2 separate regions of the Homo sapiens genome follow, and region 2 is linked to region 1. Evidence: chromatin contacts called from ENCODE Hi-C or POLR2A ChIA-PET data. All regions are on one chromosome and are shown on one strand. Each heading gives the region's core, a stretch centred on a gene start or an enhancer-like site at or near the end of the contact. The rest is flanking DNA. Distances are from core to core; before and after follow the strand shown. Region 1 holds the start of PRKACA (protein kinase cAMP-activated catalytic subunit alpha). Region 2 overlaps TECR (trans-2,3-enoyl-CoA reductase).

Evidence for each region. Hi-C counts contacts between places; a loop is a spot of excess contacts on that map. ChIA-PET counts read pairs that join two places held with the same protein, here RNA polymerase II (POLR2A). Pooled maps may share reads with other maps.
Region 2: a pooled map shows a loop between it and region 1 (4-fold over the local background). The contact joins the enhancer-like site here to the promoter of PRKACA in region 1. A Hi-C loop is called at or near these places in 1 of 168 maps with a recorded cell type or tissue (gastrocnemius medialis) and 2 of 50 pooled maps. POLR2A ChIA-PET finds 5 or more read pairs at or near these places in 2 of 52 experiments (H1 and PC-9).

The regions. Positions count from the first base shown.
Region 1 is chr19:14,114,676-14,120,607 of GRCh38, forward strand. It overlaps PRKACA (protein kinase cAMP-activated catalytic subunit alpha), which reads right to left and starts at 3,087. Exons shown (of 10, transcript NM_002730.4): 1 at 2,827-3,087. The coding sequence starts at 2,872. It overlaps LOC124904642 (a long non-coding RNA gene), which reads left to right and starts at 3,539. Exons shown (of 2, transcript XR_007067144.1): 1 at 3,539-4,516; 2 at 4,634-4,889. It overlaps ASF1B (anti-silencing function 1B histone chaperone), which reads right to left. Exons shown (of 4, transcript NM_018154.3): 4 at 4,837-5,932. The coding sequence ends at 5,784. RefSeq lists silencers at 2,668-2,737, 3,148-3,707.
Region 2 is chr19:14,553,065-14,558,996 of GRCh38, forward strand. The region is part of intron 1 of TECR (trans-2,3-enoyl-CoA reductase); the gene reads left to right. It also overlaps a transcript of DNAJB1 not described here. Among named protein-coding and RNA genes, the nearest start is that of NDUFB7, 16 kb to the right of the region's middle. RefSeq lists enhancers at 2,570-3,451, 3,452-4,332 and a silencer at 3,698-3,797. Within about 2 kb of position 3,732, at least 14 of the 41 ENCODE cell types and tissues checked have a DNase peak (open chromatin) inside an H3K27ac peak, as active enhancers do; they include gastrocnemius medialis, where a contact is called at or near this core.

The sequences.
Region 1 (5,932 bases), core at 1,837-4,336:
CGCTGCTCCCTCTCCATTCTTCCAACTTGGCCAGAGCCTGGGCCTTAGTCTTTTTTCTTGGCCCTCTCAGCTCTCCCAATGGCTTTGCCATCTTTGGGTGTAGATTCCCCCAACTCCACTCCAGGGTTCATTCTGGATCCCTGGCCTCTTGGGAGGAGGCGGACTCTGTCCTGCCCTGGCACAGAGATGGTACCACAGGGGACTGCAGGATGCTTAACTGGTGCCTCCCAAGGCCTGGGCATTTTCCTGACCCCAGTCGGGCCGGCGTCTGGCAGATGAAATCCAGGTGCCCCCTGCAGGCTGGCCTGGCTACTGCCCCTGCCCCTGCCCCACCCTTCTAAGAGGGCAAATTTTGTCTAACTCCATCCTCTCAGAATCAGAGCGCCTCAAAGCAAAGAGGGACTTCCTTCCTCATCTTATTTCCTTCTCTGGGAGCCTCTGGGAGGAAGTACAGCTTCGGGCGTTTCTCAACGTGTGACATAGTCCCATTGGCAGAACATGACATGATTTTCGGGATGTTTCATTTATCTAGTTACACTGTATTTAATGCGTATCAGAGAAAATATAACTGGCATGGCAATCCCATGATTTCATTTATATTATTGTTTAGAATGAGCTCCAAGTTTACATCTGAACACAAGTGAGTAAAACTTTTATTATTTTAAATTAAGAAAATATGATAGAGTAAAAATCTGGGAGGCTGCTGAAAAATGTCAAAGTCGGGGAATTCTGGGGTCCAAGAAGTTTGCTGGTAGATGGATCTGGATGTGAATCCTGCCTCTGTGACATCATCTATGTCATGGATGTCATTTCTACCAGAGGGCTCCTTTGGAAAATTTGGATAACAGCCCGTTATGAAAGTCACCAGAGTAGGTATCTCTATCCGCCTGGCCATTTAGCCTGTGGCACAGCCTAGATGCCCAATAAATAGTAGCTCTATTTTACCATGATCATTCATTCCTGGGTGTCTGACCTGTGCTCTGAGAGAATCAGTGGTTCCTTCCAGAGCCTCTGATCTTTTTCTTGGGATCCTTTTTCTTGTGTGGCTTTCCACCCCCCACCACATGTGTCTGATAGCCTTGAAGGTTTTCCAGGACTGTCATCTCCCCAACTTTCAACTGAGCTACCGCAATATATAGCTGCCTGCCTCTACCTTCCACCTCCCAGCTGGCCTCACCTGCTGGGGGCCTGACTCCTCCCCCCCCGGCCAAGTCCCCTCCAAGCTCATGCCCAGACCTTTTTTGGACACTACCCACCTGCTCCTCTGTCATCAGGCACTCAGCTACAGGCATTTCCCTCCCCAGCCCCCACCCATTGGTGACATGTCAGGCCTCTTCATGATCGCTCTGTGACTCTGAGTTCTGCTATTTGAATCCGTATGGGAATAAAGTTCCCTGGCTTTCATACCTTTCTGGGAGGGGGCATTCAGGAAACTCAGATGCTGGGGTTTGAGACCAAAAACTGGCCTTCCTTTTCGACCAATAGTTCCGACTATTTCTGGGTAAGTGGACAGGGGATCCCAGCTGCCTTCCAGCTTTCAGACTGGAGTGACAACAATTTAAGAGCTGTAAAAATTGGGAATGGGGTTCAAGACCATTTCTGATGGTATTTCCAGATAGAGAATCTCTTTCTCTGGCTGGCTGGAAAAGACCAACCTAATGTGTGGGCAAGTGGGTGAAACAGGTCTCTCTCTGGCTGAGCCCTGGGAATGATCAGAATCACTAGACGTCAAAGCAAATCACTAGACGTCACCCATTACTCTCTTTGACTGCCTCCTCCTCCCCAGTGCTCTTTCTGACCATCTCAGTTAGAACCGAATGAACCTCGCTAAACCCAGACACTTTTCATCCCAAGCCAGGAGTGGTGGAAGAAGCCCCAGGGACTGGGTGAATGACGGAGCCTCAGTTGTGAAACGACCATTTATTGAGGGGCCCTCCATGGAGCCTAGAGCTCACTGCAAGACAGGAAATGAGAGGGGGCTCTGCCACCACCCCCTTACCCCAACGCAGGAAAGAGGATGCAATGAATCCCAACAAGACCAGCTCAAACTTGGCTTTGGAAGCACTGAAGCAATTCTCTACGTTCATAAACAGTCTGCTACCCCAGCCAGGGACAGACGCTTGCTTGGAGGACGGAGCACAAGCAGAGCAGCAGAATGACAGAGTGACAGGATGAGAGAGGCAGAGGGACCCAGAAAGATCCTGTCCCCCATGCCAAGTGACACAGAAGAAAAAAATAATGCTGGAGGTGGCTCTGGGAAATGTTCAGGGGGCAGGATGGGTTTGGAAGGGGGGGCTGTGCTAAGGTGAAGAGGGAAAGGGCAGGAGAAAGATGGCGGGGGCTGGAGGGGGGAGGGGTGTGGTCAGCAAGTGGCCAAGGTCCCTGCGCGGTGGAGGCAGACAGACCTCATCGCATTCCCAAACTGGTAGAAACCTGGGTCGGGGTCAGGCAGAGGATCCCATAGGTGAGAGAGGTGAGTGAGGAAGTGGGGGGATTAGAATCTGGGAAGAGGGGCCAGGAAAGGAGGGGGTAGGCTGGTGACAGGGGCCCATGTGGGGCCCCAGCGGTCATACGTGCCATGGTTGGCAGTGACAGCTGGGGGGGAGCACGGTCTTTGCAGCATGGGGCGGCCCTAGGGGAAGGGGACCCCTACAGGGGGTACTCTGCGGGCCCGCGGGCCCCAGCCTTGGACAGGCCGGGGCAAGGGGCGCTGGGGGGTAGGCAGAGAGGATGAGGGGCCCCGTAGGGGGAGGGGCCAGGCGATGATGGACAAGGCCAGGGCTGGCAGCGCAGGGCCAAGATCGGGGTCACAGCCCGGGCACTCACCGCTCTCCTGCTCGCTGCCCTTCTTGGCGGCGGCGGCGTTGCCCATCGCGGCGGCGGCGGCCGGGGCCGGTCCCGGAGCTGCGGCGCGGCGGGTGCTGGCTGCGGCCGGCGGCCCCGGAGCGCGCTGGGCGGCGGCGGCGGCGGCCCTCGGGCTGGCTGCGCTAGCTGCGGCGCCGCGACCCCCGCCCAGCCCCTGCTTCCCGCGTCTCTCCGCGCCCGCCCGCCCGGGAACCTCAGCCCAAGATCTCTGCCGCTGTCTGTGACGCCCCCGCAGCCCGCCGCTCATTGGCCTAGGCCGCCCTGACTGACGGCTCAGCGCCGCCTCCCATTGGCCCTCCCGCGACCTTCCCGCGCCACTATAGGCTCTCAGCCTCGGGACACGCACCGCGGACTCTCGGCCATTCACTCGCTCGCGAGGCCGCAGCTGGGCGGGCAGACGCGTCCGATTGGCCGAGACGCTGGACTGGGCCCGGGGTCCGCCCTGCGAGGCCGCCGATTGGCGGAGGTGCCGGGTCCGCCAAGCCCCCCAGCAGAACGCTCAGTGTCAATCCGGGGGTGAGAGGGCGGGGCGGAGACGCAGTCTGCGGGCCCGGGCCGGCGGGGCGGGGCGGCGGAGGCTGGCTGGCGGCCGCGCAGCGCTCCGAGGCTCAGGAGGCGGCCCCGGCGGGCGCCCGGCCGGCCCCGCGCGCGCCGCAGTCCCCCGCCCCCGCTCAGTGCGGCAGCGGCTGTCGGCCAGCCGGAGTTGGCGCCGCGGCCTGCCCGGCGCAGCCGCTGTCCACCTGCCAGCGGGGGAGGGGCGCGGCCGGCGCGCGGGTCAGAGGTCGCCCGGCCGCCGCCGGCGTCATTCATAAGGCCTGGCGCTGGGCGGCCGAGGCCAGGCCTGCTTGGGGGCCAGGCCGCGGGGCCTCCTGGGTTTTCCCAGCCGCACTCAGGAGGATGCCGGGCCCGGCGCAAGGGGTGGCTGGGAAGGGGCGCTCAGTGTCCACCCCTTTGCTGGGCCCTAGCCCTGGGCTCCTGCCAGTAGTAAGAGCTGGCACCCACTTAACGCTCCTTCGCACCACACTCCCATCGCGTAGGTGCTACCATCATCACTCCCATTGCACAGATGAGGAATCTGGGGTACAGCCAGGCAGATTCCCTGCTCCTGTTCCCCGTCTGTATTTCCTGTCTGGGCAATGCGAAGGGAACCTGCCCCTTCCTTCAGGATCCTCTTTCAGTACACACTTAGCAGAGGACAGTCGGGGTTTCCCAACTGCGACACTACTGACGGTGAGGCTGGATCATTTTCTGCTGGGGGGTGTCTTGTGCACCACTGGGTGTTGAGCAACATCCCCCGCCTCTACCCACTGGATGCCAGTAGCCCCTCCTCTATCTTCCTGCTGGCTGTGGCAACCGCTGTCTCCTGACATTGGTGAATGTGCTCTTGCGGGGCCGAACTGCTCCTGATTGAGAAGCACTTAAGAGAGGGTCAGGGGAGGGGAGAAGCCAGGTCACCCCGACTCGGAAGGGCTAGCTGGGCTTAACTACAAGCCGATCTGCTGCTTCGACTTGAATAGCCTCCACCTTCTCCAGCTGCTGTCTGCCCCCATGTTCCCAGATCAACCACAGTTCCAGGGAGGGAGAGTCAGAGCCTTTCTGTGAACTATGGGGAAATGGCTGACCACTCCGCCTCTGGATGGATAGATACATGGTAAGGTTTAGTAAAATTTAATAAAAGCATTGCTGTTTGTGTGTTGGGATCACGATGTTAATTTCCTGTGGGTCAAGGGCAAAGTCTGAAAAATCACTCATTATAATCTATCTGCAGGACAGCTGGTTTAAGTTTTGACAAAGAAAAACCCCTCCTGGAACCTCAGTCTGGAATACAACTGTAGAACCAATTAAGACTGGAGTAGGAAGCTGGAAAGAAGACGTGGGACAGCCAACCCACTGGACAGGGCAAGAGGCCACTTCTGGGGGAGAGTGGACAAAGTTGCTTCAGTCCACCAGAGACAAAAGCACAAACAATCATTCTAAATGAAGTGCTTTTAATTTTCAGACCAAACATTTTTAATATAAAAACATTTTGATAATATACAAACAGCAATCACAACAGCATCCACATGGCAGCAAGGGGACCAGGGCACAGAGAGGGGGAGCGGGCTGGGGAGGGACAGTTTTCAGGGTCCCAGTTGCTTCCCTGGCTTGAAATCACCCTGGTCCTAGCAGAGGACAGGTTAAGGCTGCCAGAGGCAGAGGGTCCCTGACCCTGGCCCGGAGACAGACTGCCCAGGCAGGCCCTCTGATACCATCTTCCAACCATGGCAGCCTCCAGGAAAAGCCAGATCCATTTAGGAGATAACAGGAAGGTGGCTGTGATTGACAGGAAAGGCAACATGGTTCCTCAGCATCCTGCTGATCACACCTCTGGGAGGGGCTGCTGGATTGAAGAGGACCTAAGAATCTTCCTGGGAGCAGGACAGAAATGGGATCTAAGTCTACCTACTAACTAACATTCCCGCCTGTGACACCAGAAAGCTGGAGTGGGTCTGCTCAGATGTACAGGAAGAGAAAGGAATGACAAAGCCTTTGGCTCAGCAGGACTGGAGCCTTGACAGGCACTGACCAAGAAAGCCTCTAGGTGGGCCAGGGAGGTCTGTGGGAAAGCTTTGGATCAATGGTACTCAAGGGTGCACAGTGGCACAGTGGCCTTAGTTAGAATTTATGAAGACGAAAAGAACACAAGTCAGAATTTAGAACTGAAGTACCTGCTTCTTATAGGCCTGTAGAGGAAAAGCGAGATCATCCTTCTGGCCAGGACTAGGGGAGACCCAAGGCCTGTTCTTTCCTAGGGGCTGAGTTTGACAGACCTGGATTGCAGCTGATGGCCCCCAAAGTCCTCTAGATGGGCCCTGCAGGACTCGCTGGGAGGCCTGGTTGCCCCTCCCGGCGTGCTGGGACACTCTGGGTTCCTGCAGTTAGATGCAGTCCATGGAGTTCTCAGGGAGGAGGCCAGGGATGCAGCCAGGGAGCCCCAAGCCCTTGATAGGAGTGCAGTTGAGTGGGAGGCCGCAGCCCAGGGAGGGGTCCTGGGTCTCTATGGCCTCCAGCCTGTCCATGTTGTTGT
Region 2 (5,932 bases), core at 2,482-4,981, 440 kb after region 1:
TCTCCAACTTCCCACTGTGTTTGTCTTGTGCCATATTCATCCTCTATGAATGGCTGTGGCTGCTCGCCCAAGCCAGGAGCTCGTGCGTCCGATGACCATCTTCCAAGGCTGGATTGCTACCTGCTCGCTCGGGGCTCTGCTGGATGGGAACAGCAGCTCCAGCTTCTCCGGGTCCCGGGCTACCGCTGCCTCTGCACCTGGCCCTGGCCTCGGATCCGAGAGCCCAGAGACATTGGCATTGAGACCCTGGCACCTCTCGTCTTGCCAGCACAGGTAGAAGACAGGAGCAGAGCGGTCCAGGGACCTGGGAGTGGGAGGTCAGCCACTCTCAGCCCTTCCTCCCCACCCTGGGTGACATTCTGCTTCCACTGTGGCGCCTCGGGGAGGCTGGTGCAGCCGCCCCCGGGTGCCACTGAGAAACGAGGTCATACACTGAGGCCACTGGGGAAGGTGGTATTTCTGGCCGAGCAGGTGTGGCCTGTGCAGGGTTCCTGGCAGCTGAGCCCTAGGTCTTCTCAGCCATCCTGGCATTAGCAGGTTGACTTGATATTTCTGGAAGTGGGAAGGAAAGGGAGCCGAGAGGGCTGAGCCGCTGAGCCGGAGTCCAGATGAATGTGCCGGAGTCTCTGCATTTGTGATGGGGGCGAGGTGATGGGGGCGAGGTGGCCGGCGTGGCTCTGGGCATGATCGGGCCAGGCCTCCGACCTCTATGCTGGGCATTGGCTGGACAGGGAGCTCAGGCGATGAGTGCAGCAGCGCTTGTGCCCGGCGCGGGGATGGTGAGTGCCTGGCTGGCCAGCTGCAGGACCTGTCAGGCCCTTTGTGTCTTTACCTGGGGCCCTGGTTGCACTGACCAGGGCTCGCACCCCCAGCCAGGCCTCTTGTGCCCCAGACTCGGGAGATGCTTCCTACCAGGAAGTGCAGTCCCCTGCGGGGTCCGAGAGAGCCTGCCGGAGCTTTGAGCTCAACAGGTGGGCTGTGCGGCACCACATCAGCTCTGCAAGGGGGCCCTGGAGGCCCATGTGTGGTGGGGTATGGCCTGGCTTTCAACATGCACGCGTGGTCTTCTGGGCTCTGGGATTTACTGCTTAGATCTTGGCCTCTTCATCTGTGAAACGGAGCTAATGGCTCCTGCTCCCTCCGGCTGCTGCAGGAGAGATGTCTGGGAAGCTGTGGCAGTTCCAGCCCCGGGCAGGGAACGTGAAATAACTGTTGGTCGCTGTTCTCACTCATCACCATTAGGCAGGTCACGTCCTAGGACACACAGAAGTTTCAGGTTCATAAGCCATGGGAGATGAGGCCGGCCCAGAATCCAAGCTTCCCGCTCTGGCCCGGGTCTGCCCCTCTTCTGGGGCTGAGAGGGCAGGCAGGTGCCTTGCTGGGTCCTGTGGTGTGGACTCTGCCGCCAGCAAGGCCATTGAACCTGCTTGTTTACAGCCGGGAGAGGACTGGGAAGCACCAGTCTTGGCTTGTTTGTGAAGCTGGGGAAGCCGAAGCTCCAGAGGCCTTCTGTGCATGGCTGTGTGTGCCAGGCCTTCAGGCTGCGCCTCCAGGGGATGAGCAGGAATTGCAGGCTCAGCTCTTCCAGCCTTGGCTCAGGTGGTGCCTGCTCCTCCCTCCTTCCCTGTACCTCTCATCCCCACACCCACTCCACTCTCAGGCCACACCCACTCTTCACCTCCACATCTGTCCAGAATTTCACTGCTTGTCTCTGCCTTGTGCTTTTTTTTTTTGAGATGGAGTTTCACTCTGTCACCAGGTTGGAGTGCAGTGGCCTGACCTCTGCTCACTGCAACCTCCGCCTCCTGGGTTCAATCGATTCTCTTGCCTCAGCCTCCTGAGTAGCTGGGACTACAGGCGTGTGCCACCATGCCCAGCTAATTTTTGTATTTTTAGTAGAGATGGGGTTTCACCATGTTAGCCTGGCTGGTCTTGATCTCTTGACCTTGTGATCTGCCCACGTCCGCCTCCCAGAGTGCTGGGATTACAGGCGTGAGCCACTGCGCCTGGCCTTGTTTTTTTTTTTTTGAGACAGGGTCTTGCTTTGTCCCCCAGGCAGGGGTGCCGTAGTGTAATCAATCATGGCTCACTGCAGCCTGGAACTCCTAGGCTTAAGCGATCCTTCTGTCACAGCCCCTGAGGAGTAGGTAGGACCATAGGTGCGAGTCACCACACCCAGCTAATTTTTTATTTTTGTTTTTTGAGATGGAGTCTTGCTCTGTGGCCCAGGCTGGAGTGCAGTGGTGTGATCTCGGCTCACTGCAACCTCTGCCTCCTGGGTTCAAGCGATTCTCCTGCCTCAGCCTCCTGAGTAGCTGGGATTACAGGTGCCCACTGCCATGCCCAGCAAATTTTTTTGTATTTTTATTTATTCTTTTTTTTTTTTTTTTTTTTTTTTTTAGACAGAGCCTCACTCTATTGCCCAGGCTGGAGTGCAGTGGTGCAATCTTGGCTCACCACAACCTCCATCTCCTGGGTTTAAGTGATTCTTGTGCCTCAGCCTCCCAAGTGGCTGGGATTACAGGTGTGTGCCACCACACTTGGCTAATTTTTGTGTTTTTACACGGGGTTTTACCATGTTGGCCAGGCTGGTCTCGAACTCCTGACCTCAGGTGATCTGCCCACCTCAGCCTCCCAAAGTGCTTGGATTACAGGTGTGAGTCACCATGCGTGGACACAGCTAATTTTTATAAATACTTTTTGTGGAGGCAGAGCCTTGCTATTTTGCCCAAGCTGGTCTTGAACTCCTGGGCTTAAGTGATCATCCTGTCTCAGCCTCCTAAAGTGCTGGGATTCCAGGCGTGAGCCACTGCGCCCAGCCCACTTTTCACCTCTCTATAGCTCCCTCTTTGCTCCCAGCTTCTGCCCTCACTCCTCCAGTCTGTTCCACCCAGCAGTGGCAAGCAGGTAAAGCTGGGGAAGCCAAGTCTTGAACCTGAGCCAAGTCTCATCCCTCCTCTGCTCAAGAACCCTCTATGGCTGCCACTTCACTCAGAGTAAAAGCTAACGTCCTCCCCGTGGCCCACAAAGCCGTGGCACAGACCGCCACATCACCTTTCTGCCCTCACCTCCTCCCACTCTCTCCCTGACTCACTCTGCTCAGGCCACACAGGACTCCTTCCTGCTCAGCCACGCTAGGTATGGTCCAGCCTCAGGGCCTTGGCACTTACTGTTCCCTCTGCCTGGACTGCACTGGTTCCCCCACTGTCTACTGGCCTTTGTTCACACGCCACTTTCTCAGAAAGGGCTTCTCTGACCACTCTCAAATGGCCATCCTCTTGGAGGTTGCAGTGAGCCGAGATCGCGCCACTGCATTCCAGCCTGGGCGACAGCGAGACTCTCTCAAAAAAAAAACAAAAACAAAAAAAACCACATTGTGACCTCCCCCACAACCTTCTAGTTTTGTTCACAACTCTTGGTGACAAAACATGCTATGGCTATCTGCCCCCACCCCCTGCTTGCCCAGCACGCACAGGCTAGAATTCAGGTCCCATGAACCCCAGAGGCTGGCTTGGTTTTTTTCACTGCCATATCCCAGGAACTGGAACAGTGCCTGGGGTATGGGAAGGAGGGAGTCAGGAATGAATGAATGGATAAATGAATGCAGGCTCCCTGAGCTCTCTTGGCTGGTGGCAGGGCCAGGGTTAAGGTCCCATTCTGCACCAGAGCTGTCTCCGTCCCTGACATCGGCTTTGGGACTGTTCCTGAGCCGGCTGCTGCGGGTGCCCTTCCAGCAGGCGGGAGTAAGTCTGTGCGGCCACAAGGGGGCAGTGGGGAGCGTCGCAGCCTCCGCCGCTTGCAGCCAGTCATCCCGGTGGTGACGGGTCAGCTCGGCCTCTGCACCGAAAGTATCTCGCTATTGTTAGGGTTTGGGTTCACTGTGACCAGCTGGGCGAGGCATCAGTGCACCAGCTCTCTGGCCCTGGCTTCCTGTGGATGGGCCCCTTCAAGAGCATGGTCAGCGTCCCAGGAGAAGGGGCCTGTGGATCCTGCCAGGGTTTGGCCCCCTTGTGCACCTGGCATGGCTGTTCTGCTAGTGTTGGTCTAATCTTATTTATTTATTTATTTATTTATTTATTTATTTATTTATTTTGAGACAGGGTCTTGCTGTGTCGCCCAGGCTGGAGTGCAATGGCATAAACTCAGCTCACTGCAACCTCCACCGTCCTGAGTTCAAGCAATTCTCCTGACTCAACCTCCTGAGTAGCTGGGATTACAGGCACACACCACCATGCCTGGCTAATTTTTGTATTTTTATTAGAGACGGGGTTTCACCATGTTGGGCAGGCTGGTCTCGAACTCCTGGCCTCAGGTGATCTGCCTGCTTCGGCCTCCCAAAGTGCTGGGATTACAGGTGTGAGCCATAGTGCCCCGCCTAATCATATTTATTCTTTTTTTAAATTTTGAGATGGAGTCTTGCTCTGTCTCCCAGGCTGGAGTGCAGTGGTGCGATATCAGCTCACTGCAACCTCCTCCTCCTGGGTTCAAGCAATTCTCCTGCCACAGCCTCCTGAGTAGCTGGGATTACAGGCATGCACCACCACGCCTGGCTAATTTTTGTATCTTTGGTAGAGACGGGGTTTCGCCATGTTGTCCAGGCTGGTCTTGAACTCCTGACCTCAGGTAACCCGCCCACCTTGGCCTCCCAAAGTGCTAGGATTACAGGCATGAGCCACCGTGCCCGGTCATCATATTTATTCTTTTTTTTTGAGATGGAGTCTTGCTCTGTCGCCCAGGCTGGAGTGCAGTGGCGCGATCTCGGTTCACTGCAAGCTCTGCCTCCCGGGTTCGCGCCATTCTCCTGCCTCAGCCTCCCGAGTAGCTGGGACTACAGGCACCCACCACCGCACCCGGCTAATTTTTTGTATTTTTAGTAGAGATGGGGTTTCACCGTGTTAGCCAGGATGGTCTCGATCTCCTGACCTCGTGATTCGCCCGCCTCGGCCTCCCAAAGTGCTGGCATTACAGGCGTGAGCCACCACGCCCGGCCTATATTTATCCTTAATAAGATTTATCCTAAACTGGGGATGATTACGGTAACCCTGTCAGATGGCAGCTGGGGACAGCCCACTTTGCCATGAGTAGATGGAAGTTCAGAGAGGTTGGGTAACTTGCCCAGGGCCACACAGCCAGGAAATGGGCAGGTCTGCTTCTCTGGGTTGTTCACCCACCAGGCGGGCGGGTTCCCAGGAGCTGTGACAAGTGCTTAGACAACGAGAGCCCCCCTTTTCACTCCTCCTGCCCCCATTAGTAATATCTTCATGACCACAAAGACAGTGAAGACGGGCTCTGTTGCTTGCGGCACTCCCCTCTGGGCTTGGGAGGCACAAACCTCGCCCCTGCTCCCTCTTGCAGGGTGCGCTTCACGCCGCACCGTGTGTCCTGGCTCTTGGCTCTGCCCTGACCTCGTGCTGCGACGAGTTGCTGTTGGCTGGGCCCCGGGAATCTTGGGCCTCCTGGTGAGAATTCCTCTCAGGCTAGTGGAACTGTCATCACAGAGCCACAGGCCGGCAGAGCCACCAGCCTGTGCCCCAGGCCAGAGTGCCTGCCTGTCTGCCCGTTCCTGCCCTCTCCCTGCCCGTCGTGCCTGAGGCTATGTGGTCTCACCCCTTGCCCGTGGCCAGTGCTGGGACCTCGCTGACACCAGTAGCCCCCCTCCCACAGGTATCCCTTCATCCACCCAGAGCATCTCAGCCCCTCCCAGCCCCTCCGAGTGGCTCCGTGGGCTTCCTCAGAAGGTCCTGTCTGTCCTCCCTGCCTCACCGCTTCTCCTGGAGATGGGGCCAGAGCCTGCCACCTCCCCGTCTGTGCTCAGGATCCCCTGCCTGGGGCTCTGTTCAGCAGCTGCCTGTACCCTCTGCAGCCCTGGGCTTCCCCTGGGAGCCCCTGCCCCCTGTTGGCCTCAGGCCTGGGCAGGCGTGTGTGTGTGTGG